2 separate regions of the Mus musculus genome follow, and region 1 is linked to region 2. The links are chromatin loops, found by intact Hi-C in ENCODE. Cell type or tissue: gastrocnemius. All regions are shown on one strand. Each heading gives the region's core, and the rest is flanking DNA. Links, peaks and the distances in the headings are about the cores only. Region 1 holds the start of Grasp (GRP1 (general receptor for phosphoinositides 1)-associated scaffold protein). Region 2 has its middle 20 kb from the start of Krt78.

What was found. A loop is a pair of places that touch in the nucleus more often than their neighbours do. Peaks named below come from ENCODE experiments on the same cell type or tissue, not always from the same donor. Only the 100,000 strongest peaks of a DNase experiment are listed, where the experiment ranks them.
Region 1: it touches region 2 in a loop (3-fold over the local background); 7 of 42 quality-filtered maps call a loop at or near these places.

Annotation. Positions count from the first base shown.
Region 1 is chr15:101,220,688-101,229,006 of GRCm38, reverse strand. It overlaps Grasp (GRP1 (general receptor for phosphoinositides 1)-associated scaffold protein), which reads right to left and starts at 4,800. Exons shown (of 8, transcript NM_019518.3): 1 at 4,463-4,800; 2 at 2,044-2,093; 3 at 121-175; 4 at 1-16. The coding sequence starts at 4,705. A330009N23Rik (RIKEN cDNA A330009N23 gene) reads left to right here and starts at 3,821. Exons shown (of 3, transcript NR_045328.1): 1 at 3,821-4,033; 2 at 5,374-5,526; 3 at 6,818-7,816. It overlaps AU021063 (expressed sequence AU021063), which reads right to left and starts at 7,760. Exons shown (of 3, transcript NR_045996.1): 1 at 7,682-7,760; 2 at 7,393-7,529; 3 at 6,852-7,218. In gastrocnemius, for the core only: a CTCF peak has its summit at 4,734; DNase peaks (open chromatin) are centred at 4,278, 4,807, 7,063 and 7,304; H3K4me3 peaks cover 5,570 bases; H3K27ac peaks cover 5,788 bases.
Region 2 is chr15:101,970,543-101,978,861 of GRCm38, reverse strand. It overlaps a transcript of Krt78 not described here. Among named protein-coding and RNA genes, the nearest start is that of Krt78, 20 kb to the right of the region's middle. In gastrocnemius, for the core only: CTCF peaks have their summits at 1,496 and 4,991 (motif pointing right); DNase peaks (open chromatin) are centred at 1,335 and 5,009; H3K4me3 peaks cover 1,363 bases; H3K27ac peaks cover 5,268 bases.

The DNA of each region.
Region 1 (8,319 bases), core at 162-8,161, 750 kb after region 2:
GGTGAAGGCCATATGTCTGTAAACAAGAGACCGAACGTTCACTCGGCAGAGGCAAGCAGACCTGCTCCATCCTCCAAACTGTCCTCCCATCCTCCCGCTTCTTTGCCCAGTTTTTCACACCTGGATCTCGAAGCCAAAGGTCTGGTTGTCCCCTTTCTCCAAAGTTAGAACCTTCCTGCAGAAGACAGACAGAGGGTCAAGATCACTAAAATTAAGAAAAGCATGGGAGAGCTGGCTATGGTGGGCCCACATCTGTAACCGGAGCACTTGAGAGACTGAGGCAGGAAGATGCCGCAAGCTGCATAGTGAGGCCCTGTCTCAAAATACAGCAACAAAACCAGGAGCTTGACAGTCCCACAGCTCAGTGGAAGTCTGATCTCGAACATCCCAGAAGGACCCAGAGTCTCCTGTGACAGCTCATTCTACACAGATTTTTGGAATGCCCTTCCCAAACCCAACTGAAATTGGCCTCAAGGAGCTGTACAGAATAAAACCAGCCTCTTAGGTGGGGCGGCTGTGGGGTGTAGGGTAGGGTGGGAACTCTGGAAAGGAGTGAGCCTACCAGCACCCCCAGACTTCTACTGAGTCTGACCGTATACTCACTAACCGAAGGCCCCAATTTGGCCCCCCAGGCTGGAGCATCCTGGCTCTGATGCTTTGGAGAAAACAGAGCTCCAGCCCCGGGAGCAGTCACGAGGCTGGGCGCAGACCACACCACAGCTGCTCCTCCCAGCTGTGGTGCGGCCAGCCCACCAGATGTGAGGGCTGGGGGAGGGGAGCCTGGGGCCACCCCTTCCCGAACTGAAGGCAGCCTGCTGGACACAATGGTCTGGAACTGCTCCAGATCCTAGGCTGATGGGGGAGCCCAGAGTTTCCTTTGCCCACCCCTTCCCCTTCCTTTCCACCAGCCAGAGGCAGAATAAAGTGGCTGCGAAAGCCTCTTTGAGTCTGGCAGCCTCAGAAAGGCCCTGGAGACGAGGCCTCTAGCTTCTATCCTGAGTCACAGCCCCTGCCACCTAAGGCTGTGCAAGATACTTCTCTTCCTTGGGAGCCCCGTATGTTGTGGGGCAGGAGCAGTGGAAGTTCTCTGTCTGTCCCAGTGCTTTCTGGGTTCCTGGAAGGGTCTGCGAACTTTTACTGGCAAGAGCCAGATAGCGAATATTTTAGGTTTTGTGGGCCCTGTATGGCCTCTGTCATATATTATTCTTTGTTTTTATAACCCTTTAAGATATTGAAATAAGCTGGGCACGGTGGTGCATGCCTTTTTTTAAGCCCAGCACCTGGAAAGCAGAGGCAGGGGGATCTCTTGAATTCCAGGACAACCAGGGCTCTGTAGAGAGACCCTGTCTCAAAACGCAAAACAACAGCAACAACAACAGCAACAACAACAACAACAACAACAAATGTATGTGTGAGCATATATCATCAGATTCTTAGTTAAAGGGCCAAACAGACCAACCTGGCCAGGAGGTCACAGTTTGCAGAACCATGTCAGGGGAAGCCAGGGTCTTGGGCATGAGACATAGGCAAAAAGGGAACCTGAGCCCCAGGTCCTAGGATGAGCGCCTGTCCATTGTCCAGATCTCAGAGCCTTCCCAAACTGCAGCTATGGCATAGCACCAATGTAAGACTAAAAGCCTGATTCATAAAACCCATCAGACTCAAACATCTGGTCACAGAATGCCCATGGTCTGGGCCTGCGGGGCTGGGTGGGCTCAGGGAATAAGCCAAGGAGCACGAGTTAGGGGACTTCCATGGTATCTTCTCCTTCCCACCCCCACCTCTCACTAATCCAGCTCTTCCAGAAAGACACAACTGGCATTGATTGGGGGTGGTTAAGGAGCACCTAATGACTCAGAAGAGCCCCCCTTGTTCTGCCGCCCCTTCACACAGCCCACACCCCCACCTGCCCCTCAATCCCAGTGGGGAAGTCATGCTCAAGGATGGGAGATGCCTCCTAGGGGGCTGGGCTGAGATGCTCCATCCCCACCCCCACCACCTCACTTTTCTGGACAGCAGGGACTTTGGGTGGGGGTGACTCACCGTTGCTGTTCAGGACTCTGAGTGAAATTCTTCCAACGGAATCCTGAGCCCTGGGTGGTAAAACAGTCAGAAGACAATGAAAAGGCTATCCTGGGGCAGATGCTGAGAAGGTGCTATCTTGGGGCAGATGCTGACAAGGAGCTATCCTGGGGCAGATGCTGAGAAGGGGCTATCCTGGGGCAGATGCTGAGAAGGGGCTATCCTGGGGCAGATGCCGACAAGGGGCTATCCTGGGGCAGATGCCGACAAGGGGCTATCCTGGGGCAGATGCCGACAAGGGGCTATCCTGGGGCAGATGCCGACAAGGGGCTATCCTGGGGCAGATGCCGACAAGGGGCTATCCTGGGGCAGATGCCGACAAGGGGCTATCCTGGGGCAGATGCCGAGAAGGGGCTATCCTGGGGCAGATGCCAACAAGGGGCTATCCTGGGGCAGATGCCGACAAGGGGCTATCCTGGGGCAGATGCCGACAAGGGGCTATCCTGGGGCAGATGCCGACAAGGGGCTATCCTGGGGCAGATGCTGACAAGGAGCTATCCTGGGGCAGATGCTGAGGAACCCTTTCTGGAAGGACTCTCACCTGAGCCCAACTCTGACACAGCACCCCACTTCCTGCTGCCTGTCTTTTCCTTCCTAGCTACACCTCTGCTTTGGCGCTAATTTAACTATTTGCCAAATGTAGCTGCTGTTATCACTCCCAGAGTTCACACGGTCCCTGGGACCTCAGGGTCACATCTATTCTGGGTTCTAGATCAGTAAACTCCACCTCTGCTAACCAGCTTGGAGAAGCCTGTGACTCTAGAATAATCTCACCACTGGCATCATGTCTGATGGGTCCAGACCTTCCGGGCCCCAAAAGCTGAGGCAGGAGCTTCCCCGAGTTGAAGAAGGAAGCCATAGACTTAGGGTTCTTACTCTACAGATTCCCACCAGCTGAGTCTGTCCATTTAATGGTTCAAGCAGACCCAGTATTCAGGAGAGCAGAGAGCCAGGGGCCTGGCAATGACAGCCTGAATGTGACAGAGGTGCCAAATCTCCTAAGAACAGGTTGCTTGGGGGTAGGTGGGACAGTAGATTCCAGATGAAGCTGGCTGTATGCCCTCCAAACCTGAGTCTCTTGATATTGCCATGAATTTTTTTCTAGAACAAAATAATTATTGAATAAATAAAAACAAGTAAATCTCAGAATCAAACTTGTCTCACTATGCTTGAAAAACTGGGAGCTTTTTTTGTTTTTTTTTTTAGAATGTCCTGAACTCTTCCGGACCCCAGATAACCTAAAAACAACCTCTGTCCCTCCTAAGATTTTAGTTCTTGGAGGAAGTCTCATCTGGGACCAACCCTTTCCCCAAGTGCCAAACTGCCTGAGGCCTTCCTGGTCTGTGCTTTTGTTAACACTCTCTACCCCCATAAGCTACCCTAAAGCAAGGAAGAGAAGGGGACCCTCTTCCTCCAGAAGCAGACTAACCTCTGGGTGGGGACAGTATCCAAATAGGCCAAGAAGGAAGGACCGGTCAGTACAGAGAGACCCCTTTGTTTTTCAACCCGATTTTCATAAAATGCAAGTTCTCAACAAGCTGTTCATTGTGTGTAGGGGGAGCCAGGGACCATGAGAGAAGGAGGGGGCCGCATAGGGAAGGGCTACCCATTCTTTCTCTTTAACCTGGGTCTTGGCTCTCAGCATCTGAAGACTCAGGTTCTCTCAGGCCAGAGGAAGAGTTTCACTTAGAGGGAGACTTAGGGCAGAGGGCGGGTGCGGCCCGCATCCTTCCTGCCCTGTGACTCTCCCACAGCGTCCGGTCCTGGCTGAAGTTAGAAGAGCTACGCTTTCACATCCCGCATCTAAGATGCGGTACAAAGCACGAGGCCCTGAGCCCAAGAAGCCGAGTGTTCCTGCGGAGGGGGAGTTTTTGGGAATTCGCAGCACTACTTCTAAGGGGCCATTAATCTCTCTCCCGCCCAGGGCTCCAGGACCCTCAACTTGTTCGAGGCAAGTGGTGAGGTTCCTTCTCTATCCCTGCTCCAACTTGAGAAGGTGCTTGGGCGGCAGGGTCCTGAGAGTTTTTAGACTTCTGGACACCCGCAGGCGGAGCAGGAGGCGGCAGAAAGCCAGATGGAGCAAGCTGTAGAAAGGGGGTGCTGGGGCGGAGTTAAGGCAAGAGAGTGGGAGGAGATGGGGCATCCGCGTGTGGGGAATGGAGCGGAGAGCCACCCGAACTGGGGGCGTTGTGATGGCGGGGGCTACAGCCTTCTGAGACCCGAGTGGGCAGGTTTGCACCTTCTGGGCGGAGCAAGGCGGGTGGCCCAGGGTCGCAGGGCCGGGGAATGTGGCAGTCATCGGCGCTGCTGCGGGTGAGTGTATCCTGCGGAAGGAAGAAGGCAGGGTACCGAATCTGGGGATGCAGGTTAAGTAACGCACCTTTCGGCGAGGCAGGGTACCCCCGGACACGGCGAGCGCGCGGTACAGCTCGGCAGGGTGATAGTCCTCCAGTGCTGCGTACAGCTCCTCCCCGGGGGCTCCGGGCGGAGCGGCGGCAGCCGGAGGGCCGGAGGGTAGCGGGGCGGCGCGAGCGGCTTCGGAGTCGGGAGCCCGGCCAGCGGGGTCCGGCGCGGCAGTCGCCTCCTCCTTCTGCTGCAGCTTCCTGAGTCGGCGGAGGGTCATGGCTCCGGCGTCCGGCGCCCCTCAGAGGCCGCGCTCTCTCTGCTTGATGGTGTTAGGGACGGCTTTGGGACGCCAGCCCAGCGGGCCGCGTGTAGCCTTGCTTTATAGACTCCCGAGAGGCGTGGGGAGCGGCCTCCAGTGGCCTCGCCCCCCGACACGCAGGCACCGCCTCCAGGGGGGGACCGCTATGGGGAGCCCCGCCCACAGTGCGCAGCCATCAGCCAGGCTCTGGGACACTCTGGGGGACTTGGGCGCTCAGTGGGGGAAATCTAGCTGCCCACGGCAGCGGGAGGGACAGGACATTTGGGGAGAGCAGGGGTTTATATGCTACCTGGAAGCAGTCTGTGAACGTACATTGGATGAAGTTAGGGAATGAATGATGGCCTTAGTGGTTCGTGGAGATGGGGGCACAATAAGGAGTGGTGGTAAATAAACTGGGGGAAGCTTTGAGGTCAGGGTAGCAGTGGGTCAGACTGCAGGAAGCCCTAGACTGGAGAGGGGGAGGCCGGGGCTGCGCAGGGGAGGGTTGGGGTTTCTGAAGAAGGAACTGGGAGAGAGGTACACCTCTGAATTCACCCAGTGGAAGCTCCCGGGGAGTGAGGGGCTAAGGGGTCCATCTTCCCACCTGCATGGTAGAAGAGATAACTAAAGCAGCCTTCCTTTCCCAGGGCTAGGAGAAAGGGAAGCTGTGGAAACCTGCAAGCAGGTTTAAATCCGAGCCCTACTGGGGCCACCCCAAGGCTTGAAATCACCTCTCCACTCTGGATGCTGGAGTTAAGGCTCTCGTTCCTCACCTGGGGTTTGGAATATGCCCAGAGTAGGTGAGTAGATCCTCGGAGTTGGGGCATGACCGGCGCTGAGCCTTTCTCTAGTCCTGTCTTAGATACCATCCCTCAAGCTCTTTGTTACCATGGCTGCCAGGCTGTGGGAGAGGCGGGGATGACCCACAGCCCAAGTCTGTCGTCAGTGGCGCCCAAATAAGAAGCAAAAGAGGGAAGCAGTTGGTTGTCTAGCCACCACAGACGGAGCCTGGGGCTCCACATTCGGACATGAGACACCACGCGTGCTCTTTACATACATCATTACAAACCTTATGAAACAGGTACCATTATCATCCCTCCCAGAGGGGGAAACTGAAACCCAGACAGAAAGCACCTTGCTAGGAGGGTTGCTCAGTGACCAAGTTGACAGTCCAAACAAGGCAGCCCCATTCTGGAACTTCTGCCTTACTCTGTGATGCTGACTTCAATGCTTCATCGTGAGGTTGAGCCCGACTCTGTGCCAGGGGCTGGCTAGGCACTGGTGTGACAGAGGTGTTTGGTCTGGGAGCCGGTTGCATGCTGTACATGTGCTGTGTAAGACCCATACCATGGGGGAGCAGAGGCCAGAAGGCCATATCTCAGAGGCCAGAAAAGACTTTCTTCTACCCGTTCATCAGTCTGGCTGTCTCCTTGTGTCTTGCCTCCCCTCCTCCAGCCCCCTACTCTCACCCAGGCCCCTGTGCCCTCACTACACAAGAAGTATAAGTGGGAAGGGTGGCTTAGGGACTATGTTAGCTAAGATGTCTCCCTTAATGCTTCTCTCCCTGATTTAACCACCAAGTGGCCATCGGTTGAGGGGCCAAGGGAGAGTCAGTGGAGAAACATGGGACTCTTATTGAGAGCATTAACACAGATGGACCCCTGGACCGTCTGTTGCCTGACAGACGGCATCTGTAGTGGGGGAGGGGGTGGGGAGTTACGAAGGTAGAAGACAGAAAAGTTTGTATTGCGTTCATTCTAGTTCTTATCCACGAAAGGACCCTCCCCCCACACACCCCCAACGAGATCCTGTGCCACCTATGAAGGTGCCACCTGCCTACTCTGGAGGATTAGTGAATGCGTATCTAACAGCCCTGTTGACAGAAGTCCTTTGTGCTGATTAGAGGTAAACACCTCTTCCCCCACAACCCCAGTTTGTGCAGGTCCGATTGCCTCTTGCCTCCAGGTGAGAAGCCACCACAGGGAGCTGAAGTTCTCACCTAAGCAAGAAGGTGCTAGAAAACCCAGAGCAAGTGTGAGCCCAGAAAAGGCAATTTCTCTAAGTCCTTGGCATGATTTTCTCAAATCTTAGGATTTCAGAGCTGGAAGAGGCCTCATGTTCTGGAAAAGACGTGTGTGGTCCAAGCCCTCCTGCCTGAGACAGCAGTCAGAGAGGGAAAGACTGCCCCGGAATGGATTTAGGAACCCAGGACTCTTGACAAAGACTGCTAATTCAGCAGCTGGCAGCTGGGGAGCGGACTGCCTGATTCCTCTGCGGTTCCACAGTTTCTCCAGGGAGGATTGGAGAGTCCTGGGTGCCTCCCTGTGGGATGGTGGCACCCTCTGCTGGTCGTGAGCCTTGTGGTGGAACTATCTCCAGACTCAAAGCCGTCTGGTGCTCGGCGCCACCTGGAAACCTTGCCATATTTTGGGATCCCATACAGCATTTGTTCCTCCAGGAGGATCTGTAGTGAGCTGGTAACTGAGTTCACACTGAGGAAGTTGTGAGGAGGGAGATGCTGCCGGTTAAAAGTACTCCACAGCACGGCTCCAGAGCTCAGCCTTCTCTGCCCCACCTCCTCTTATGCCACGCCCCTTGCCTAGCATCTGTTCCCCTCCTCCAATTAGCCTTACCCAGGCCTCCTGCCTCTCCAGAATGTCCCTTACCTCCTCATGCCTCTTAGCAAATCCCCTGTGGATCTGCTCCTGAGAAATCTATACTTCGTCTGCAACTTATGTCGAAGCAGGTGTCTTGTTCCCAGGGAGTTCATGTTTCCCAGTTCTTTGGCTCCAGCTGCTCCATCCTAAGATGGGGTTTAAGGGTGGGGGGAGGGGAGACCTGGGTAGCATGGGATTAGTAGAGGCTGTCTAACGGACAAAGCCCCTTCTCACTTCTTTAAGGACAACCCCTTGCCAAGTCTCCCACCAATCCACAATTCCCTGTGACCCCACAGACCTGCTTAAGTTCTGGGGAACCCTCGGAAAGTTGGAGCACTAGAGCTGCGAAAGTTCAGACGCTGTAGAGTCCCAGTGAGTCAGTTACTTCAGGGCACAGAACTAGCAAGGATGAATAAATAGCTCTATGGATGCCGCCTCTGCTTCTGTGTGGGAGGGGGGAGGGGAGGGGATGGGGAGGGGAGTTAGCAGCAAGAGAGGGCCTGGGGCTCAGCTGGCTCTCTGGTACACCAGGAATGATGGGCTGGGCCTCAGCTGCATGACATCACTGCTTGCAGGAGGTATAGAACAGCCGGTGGGCAGCTGGCTGGGCAGGGAATGCTTGTTTTCTTAATGACTCCTATTGCCTAACAGCGTTCTCGCGGTACAGTGTTGTGTTGGTGCTGGGGCCCTGCTGCGGGAGAGTTCTAGCAGGTCTGATCCAGTACAGTTCAGAGATCTGACTCCCAGGAGGTCTGTAGGTAGGAGCCAGGTAGATAGGACAGTTTGTGTTGGATATGGGTGTCTCCTGGTCTAGTCCCATCCAGAGGCCAAGCATCTGCCTCTCGAATGGCCAGGTTGGAGTGACAGAAGGAAGGGACACTCAGTCTGGTTTTCCTCAGAGCAGCAACACGTCACTCATGAGACATGGAATACATA
Region 2 (8,319 bases), core at 71-8,070:
GTGGGCTGGTCAGGGGGCTCTAGGAGTCTGCTTGTCTCCTCTTCCCCAAAGCTGAGGTTACACCACACTCTTGCTGTGGCTGGTTTTCATTTGAGGTCTGGAGATCTGAACTCAGGTTCTCATGGTTGCCAGCAAGCAGCAAGCACTTTACCCACCAAGCTCCTTTTTTTTTTTTTGCTTGGTGCCTGCTTCCCCATGTCAGGGTTTCACTTTGTATTCCTAGCCTGGAACCTTCCTAACAGTTCTTAAAACAGCTGTGTGTCCTGTGGAACACGAATGTGTATATTGTACTTGCACATGACCTCTAGACACTGATGTAGTCATGTGTGTGTGTGTGTGTGTGTTTTTCCCCTACACATTGTTGAGCTGAGTTGACTGTGTCCTCCCTAGCTGGAGATTGGGCACACCCTGTCAGCCCCTCCAAAGCCCACATGAACTGATAAATGGCTTCTTTCTGTCCCCTACTCTGTTCCCTCCCTCCGCTTGGACATGAAAACCCTGGGTAAGGCTGACGGTGGTGTCCCTAAGTTTGCTGTAGTGTGATGGGTTGGCTTCAGATTGCCACTAGCTAGGAACCTGTGCAACCAAGGCAGTGAAGGAGCTGTGCTGTCGAGCTTGGTGGCCCTGGGTTCAAGCTAGACTTCCCCTTCTCTTGTTCAGTGTGGCCTGGGACAGTCACCTTCTCTAGCTGAGTTTGACCTCTGTGAGGTGTGCCTGGTTGATTATTCCATTCAGAAGGTAGGATGTTCAAAAATGTACCACAGGGTTTGGTTTTGAGTACCCAGGGCAGTTGAGGGTTCTTTTCCTTCCTAATGATCGCTTGTTGTTGCGCTTTGAGATTACATCAAGACTGCTTTGGAGTCTTGCAGGACTGGCTGGCCATGGGGCTGGAATGAACACCTTGAGCCTAGGTTATGGAATATAATCTGGCACGACCTACAAGTGCCCTGGCCACCCGGCCATGGAGTGGCCACAAAGGAACAACCTGTAGACTCCAGAAAGCCAGCTTGTCCTCTGGGCCTGCCATGGTAATGCCTGCAAACCTCAAGGGGGTAGACAAAGTACTTCTGGTACAAGCACCCTAACACCACCCATTTCAAAGTAACTGAAGCCCCCTTCCCCACTCTCCATAGCCACTGAAACTCCTTAGCCCCCAAGGCTAAGTTATGCTCTCCCCTTCCCCCAGCGGGCAAACTGTTCCAGAGGTCCAGATCCGCCACCCCCACCACCCCTGGGCGGTTCCCTGCTGACTCAGGCTGGCCCGGCTTAGCGGGCGGGCCGGGGTGGGAAGAGGCCGGGCACAGGGCCAGGGCCGGGTGCGGCGGCGGGTGAGTCACCCGGATCGGGCGCGGTGGCGCCGCCCGGCCCCAGCGGCCGTGGGAGCGCTCGGGCACAGCCAATGGGCGGCTGCCACCCGGCTCGCGCCGCCACGCCCCCTGGCTGCAAGCCGCCCAGTTTCCAGCTCCCTGGCCCCCGACGGACCCCCGACCCTGGCAACCTGGGATTTTTGCGGACTTTGCTTCCCCATGGAGGCTGCGGGGAGCAGCGTGGGGCTCAGGAGTTGAGGAGAGAGCAGCTTCTATAGTCCTTCCTGCTGCAAACCCCACTGGTCAGGGCCACACTCCAGGTCCCCAGGAGGCCCTGCCACGCAGGGGGGGCTCTGGGTCTTTACTGTACCCACGCCACCTGCTGGTTAGGGCCACCCCAGGTCCACAAGAGGACCTGCCCCACATGGGGGCTCTGGGTTCTTAAGTGTCCACAACACCTGTGATTAGTGCTACCACACACCTTCAGGAGGCCCTGCCGATCAAGGGGGCTCTGAATCCTTACTGTGCCCATGACACCTGCTGGTTAGGGCCTGCTTCCCCAGGAGGCTCTGCCGCAAATGGGAGCTCTGAGCCCTTACAGTGTCCCTCTGGGTTCTTTCCAGGTAGTGACATTGGGGTACCCAGCACCTTCTCAAAGAGGGCAGACTCCTCTGTTTGCCAGTCTGTGCTGGTTGAACCCTGGCACAGTGTCCTTGGCCAAAGTTTTCTGTTCCCAGACAGCCACACTACCGACTACTTTCTGCTTCAGAAAACAGTCATGGTACTAAGAAGGTCATGTTTCTAAGACTCTAGTGACCCTGGCTCTAGTGGCCAACCTTCTCCAGGCTTTGGCCTTGGCACAACCGATACACACAGGCTCATCAGCACAGAGGCCCAGGCAAGTGTAGATGGCAGGCCTGGATTGTCATATACTCTATACAAGCACAGGAAGAGACAGAAGACTCTCTTTTTCTTTTTTTCTTTCTTTTAAACTGTAAATTACTGTGAAGATAAAGTGTCTGGTAATTTACAAATCCTCAAGAAACAGTAGGTCTGATTCTCTCTCACACAGACACAGCCCCACAAACACACAGCCCATGAAGACACAAACACACGCCCCCACGAAGAACCTCAGACACTGACACATGTTCAGATACACATCAATAGAGATACATTTGCACAGATCTGCAGACACAACTAACCCCCCCTCCCCCAAACCAGGAAAGCAGAAACCCCCACAGCAATCATAAAATCCAGTTTTACTGCCCAGGGTGTGATGGGAACCAGCAGCCAGCTGGGCGGGGGCAGGAGGCCTCAGCGTCTGGGCGGTGCCTGCTTTGCCCTGGCTCCCACTCAGCCCCAGGGTCAGGACGCCTTCATTTTCTGACACGCCCTCCTCTGTCCCCAAGAACAGTCACCCCATCCTTTCTCCACTGTTGCCTAAAAGCAGGACACACCCTCTTGTGACAACTGAGCCCTAGGCTATCCCCCCACCCCCACCCCCAGTGTGTACCCTGCTAGCAGGGCCTGACAGCTTTCTGGGTAGGTTTGGGGTCTGCGGAGGTGCTCTTTCCCTGATAGTCCTCTGGGTTGAGGGTTCAGCTCTGAGGACGTGGCTGCTTAGCCCTCTTCAGCTGGAAGGGAGTAGAGAGGACTCCAGGCCCTGAACAGTTTCCTGGTATCCCCTCTCCGCTTTGCCTTGTGGTCCCTGTCCTCAGCTCTTGAGGCCGCAGGAACTTTAGAGTCAGAGAGAGCTAGGAGGAGGCCCCACGTCTGGGCCTGGGTTAGCACCCGTCTCCTGATGAACTTAGGCCACGTTGGCCTAGCCTTCCACTTAGTATTTCCCCATTGCTCTCATACCCGCCTCCGCCCTGCAGTGAGCATCAGAGTCTTTCAGACTGACCCCCACCTCACCGCCGGCCCCCACCCCACCACCTCACCGAGTCTAGCCCTTCAAGGAAGAGACTCACACTGGGGGTCACACACTGACTCTTTAGGGATAGGGCTGTGATTAAGAGCGGGGCTCTGGTCCTTGTGACTAGAAAAGTCCTGAATGCTAGCTAGTGTCTGTTCCCTCCTAGTCCCTGGCCATTTTCCTGTGAACAGATCTGCTCTCACTATAGTTTGACTTTGCCAGGGTCTGGGGTGGGAGATGAGATCCAGAAGGACTCTGGCCTTGACCTCTGCTCCTAGTAAAAAATGAATGTCAGGTAGAGTGAGACTATCAGGTGACAGAGGACATGGGTCCTAGGAAGCCTGGTAAGAGTCACCTGGAGAAGGGTTTTGAGGGAGAGGGGACAAACCAAAGGGACACCTCGTCTGCATGGCTAGGGATCTTGAAGAAGGGGACAGTACTTGTTCTGTCCCCTTTATGGAACCCTCTGTGACTTCTATCCCTTTGAGCTCGTTCTGAAGGTTGACCACAAGGGACCAGGTGACCTTTTGATTAGAAAGCCGTATAAAGGTGAAAGGGCCAGGTGGAGCTTGGATGTCTTTCTCACTCCTGGTCCTTGATGTCTTATCTACAGGGCAACCTCCAGGGCTGGCTGGACACTGGTCATTTTCAGGGTCTGGACTCCCAGAGGTTCTGGGACATGGCAATCACTCCACTCTCTGTTCTCTTCCTTCTCAGCCACGCTTTGCCAGCCTCTGCACCCCTGTCCTGACCTACCGAAGGGTCTCTGGAAGGCTAAGAAGGGCTCCCTTCAGTATTTGGACTCTAAGCAGGCCCCTTTCTTTTTTGCCTTTAGATTTTTCTGTCCCCCACTTTGCCCCTAAGGCTTGGATGAGCCAGAAGGGTGGGGCTCCCTGTTGGCAAGACTCAATTTTGCTGGCTGGGAGTTTTTCAGGGTGCTAATTAAAAGGAACCACCCAGAGAGAATGACTTCACTTGTTCTCACACACACACCCTTCGGCCCTGCCCTCTCCAGTGGCCCCATTCACACGCCGGGGCGCACTGCGGGTGGAGGAGCCCACGGCAAAGGCAAGACCCTTTGTGTCTGTCCACAAGCCAAGTGCAGGCTCAGAGCATTTTTAGCATTTCCCCTCCTAGTCCAATGTTGCTGTGGCTGCATTTCCCTCGCTGGTCCCCTCCCTGCTGAAATAGACAGGCAGAAACTGACTCTGGGTGGGAAGGAAGATGGTGTCTTCCCAGGTCACACGCACCCCCCCCCCCCCGCCCCACTCTCCCAATAGGAGCGCTGCTGTGAGGAAATCTTTCCCTGGCTGGGATTCCGTCCAGTTCTCGGGCTTCATCCCCTGTGGAATGGGCCTCACTGAAGAGAACTTAGTAGGGCCACTGTGTACTGTGGTTTTGAGGATCTCTCCGCATTACTTACTGTCTTCTCTGCTCCCTAAACTCTTCCCAAAATGTGGTCACGATCCCTTTCCACTCTGCACTGCCGGGTGGCCACGTGAGCCTAAGGTGGGCTCTGATACTCATGTTGGAATATTTAATGATGGTTCTTAGAGCCCAACTCTCCCAAATACTCTTGCATCGCTTTTTGGGAAGACCACGTTGACTCACTTGGTCTTGGTTATTTAGTGGAGGGGCGAAATGGTAACTTTCTGGGCTGACTCAGGATCTGGGAGATCCTGGGTGCTAGGCAGCGTTAGAACCGCTGGGAGGCGAAGAGATGCCACGAGCAACCCCAGTGGGGAGAGGGGAGGAGCTAGGCTATTTCCCAGTCTCCCTGCATTCTGGGATTGCCCTGTAGGGGTCGCCCTAAGCCAGGTTTCCACAGATAGCAGCGGCTCATTGCTTCTTCAGAGTCTGGGTCGCATCTCCGACCCTCTGTCCCCCAGTTTGAATTCTTTCCTTCCTCCAGGGTCCTCCAGCTACCAAGAGTCCAGGAAAGGGCACAAAGCAGGGACAGAGACAGCTTGTGACCTAGAGGCTGTGAAGTGACAGGAGTGACAAGTGTTGGTGGCTAGAAAGAGCACATGCAAATAGCATGCAAACGAGCATGGCTGGACCGTCCTGAGTAGCACCTGCCAGTCTGGGCCCAGGCAGGCATCCTTTTCCTAGCCCTGGGTGAGGATAGAAGCACCTGACTCTTCCCTGGCTGTGTAGACACGTGCTACCCCTTAAATGCCACCATAACTCAGGCAGGGGCTATCGTCCTCATTTTACAGATGGCTCCCATGAATGTTTCTGCTTTCTCCCTTTTCTCTCTACAGATCAGATCGCAATCCCAAGTGAGCGTGGGACTAATTCAGCAAGCAACCCTTCTCTTCCAGTAGGGTCTGTTGCTCTCCGGTGCAGAGATACTGAGAACCTCTAAAACACCACAGGAGGGGGAGGATGGTGTCATAGGGGTGCCAGCTTTCATCTGCCTGGGTCCCACTGCTTGCTTTGTTGTCTCATGAGGGGGTCACTTGTTCAACTTCTCTCCCTTCTCTAGGTTGGTTGCACCTTTTCCTTTGTGTTTGTGTGGGGCCTGGGATTTGGAATTGTCCTATCTAACTCACCAGTGACTTGTTGTCTTCTCAAGGCCCAGGGGCTGAAGGTGACATTCCAGGAGGGAGGAAGACCTGTTCCAGCTCTGCCTCAGGGAGGAGTCCATCTTTGGCTCCTTAACACCATAGCCTCTCCAGCGTTCTCCATTTTCTGGGTCCTGTTCTTTCTTCCCTACCAGCCTGCTCAGCCAGGTCCCCCTTCTCAATGCCGCTCTTTTGGTTGCTGAATTCCTCTGAGTCCGTCCCCCCCCCCCCCAGGCTTTACTGTTTCTGAATGTTACCATCACTTGGGCCTCTACAAGCCCTAGACTTCTACCCAGGCATGGCTGTGAGGACTGAGGCTTGGGGCAGAGATGTTGCAACCTGACTTGACGGGGGGGGGGGGGGGGGGAGTTAGGCACACACTTGCTTTCCAGTTCCACACTATCTGCACCCTACACGAGCCCCTGTGGTCACGGTTCCCACGGAGGTGACCAGACCTTTGCCTCCCCACCTCTCTCCTCCATTCACACACCTCCCTCCTTCCTGAGGTCATTATGTGCATCTTTGTCGACTGCACCACCTAACACTTCCCCAGATGTTCCATCTGGTCTGAGCATGGCTCTTTCTCCCAGCCCCCCAGATAGGGGAGTATCAATGCCAGAGGGCAGATAGACATAGGATTTGGAGAGGAATTACAGTCAGCTGCAAACTCCAGCTTTGGTTGTGGGATCTCGGTCAAGTCCTTTTAGGTCTGCAGAGCCTTAGCTTTCTTAGCCATAAAACCAGGTTTAGCCAGAGGTGGCCTATGTAAAGCACCTGGCAGATATTAGCTTCACATATAATGGCGATCTTCAGGCATGGTGTCAACCACAAAAAGTGACTTCCTGGAAGAGGCCACGAGGAAAGCACCCCCATCCCTCCCCCTACCCATGCCCTCTCAGTGCCCTTCCCTCCTTGAGGGTGCCTCCCTTAGCCCTTTCCTTATTTTGCTCTGGAGAGATGTGGGTGGAGCAGAGCTCTGTCCCTGGAAAGGGATGGTGGTGGGCTCTGAAGGTCCCTGCCAGTTGCCGGTAGCAGGAAGTGGGCCTGCCTGAGTAGATGGTCTGAGAGGTTTCTACAGCCTGGAAGGGGCAGAAGCTCTCATCCAGTCCTTCACAGGAACAAGGGTGGAGAAAGGGCACCAGCCTACGGGGCTTCCCTACAGAGAGCGAGCACCCCGTGCAGACTGGCTCTGGTCTCCTTCCAGTTTCGATCAGAGGGCGTTGTGAGGCTTGGAGGGGTGGAGTTGGAGGCTTTTCTTTGGAAACCCTCAAAGCTTAGGAGGAGAAGAAAGTCAGGTCAGAGACTATCTTACAGCATGGAACCTTGCTGTCAATGACAAAGCACTCATGCCGAGAGCTATGTGTCTAGGATGTGTGTGGGGAGTCCAGACCTCCACATACAACCTCAGATACCAGCTCTTACACATTCATAACACCTGTCCCTGGCACACTCTCCATCCTGCATGCCCCTCTTACACTCTTTACACACTCAATATGCAGCTAAATGTTGCATACACGTGGGCCATGCCTTTATATATTTTCTCCATTTTATTTTTCTCTGGAGGCAGTCTGTGGGTGTAGCCCAGGTTGGCCTCAAACTCCTTGTCTTCCTGTGTTAGCATCCTGAGTGTTGGGATTTCAGGTGTGTACCACCATGACTACCCATTCATTTATGCTCTTGTGAGCGCACACACACGGTTCCAAATGAGCGTGCTCTTGGCACATTCCCGTTCATGCTTCTCACAAGCTCCCCCAGAGCTGAAGGAGTCCCAGAAGACTGGTATCTGATAGGGCAGGCCTGGTAGGTGATTGAGGAACAGGGTCTTGAGGTTAATGATGAAAGTTAACAGCTGGTGCTTGGCTTTCATTCTGAGGGCGCTGCAGGTATAGTCTTGTCTCACACACACCGTGTTCCCAGGAGGAATAGAGATTGTTATTCCCTGGTCACAGATGGGGAAGCTTAGGGAGGCCAGGCCTTTTGCCCCAGGTCCCACTGTCATTGCTCTGTGGAGATAGCACCTGACCCTCACCCTCAGCCCACAGAAACCCATTCTCTTGACTCTCAGCCTTACTTGGCTCCTTGCTTGAAATCCCTTACTAGAATCCCTGGCTTTAACTTCCCGAGAGTCTAAGTCTCATGACTTTGCCCAGGATCAGCTGTGACAGTTAAGTCCCCAGGAGAGTCACCTCTCTCGGAGGCTCCTTTGTATCAGTGATTTGTTCTGATATCAGGCATCCAGGAGCTGGTGGGGAAAGGGGGCTTCTGGGAGACCTCACTGCAGGTTCCCAGGACAGTTCGGGCTGCAGGATCCTAGGCTACCTGCAGGGGGAGTCGAGTGTGGGAGAACCCTGTCCCAGCTTGGAATGCTGGGAAAGAATGTGTCCTGGAAAAGCCTGGATGCCAGCTAGGACCAGGATGGGACTGTGCTGCACTTTCCCCCTCTTGACCCCCCCCCCCTGAGGGTGCATGCGAGTGTACATGTGTGCGTGTGCGAGAGAGAGAGAGAGAGAGAGAGAGAGAGAGAGAGAGA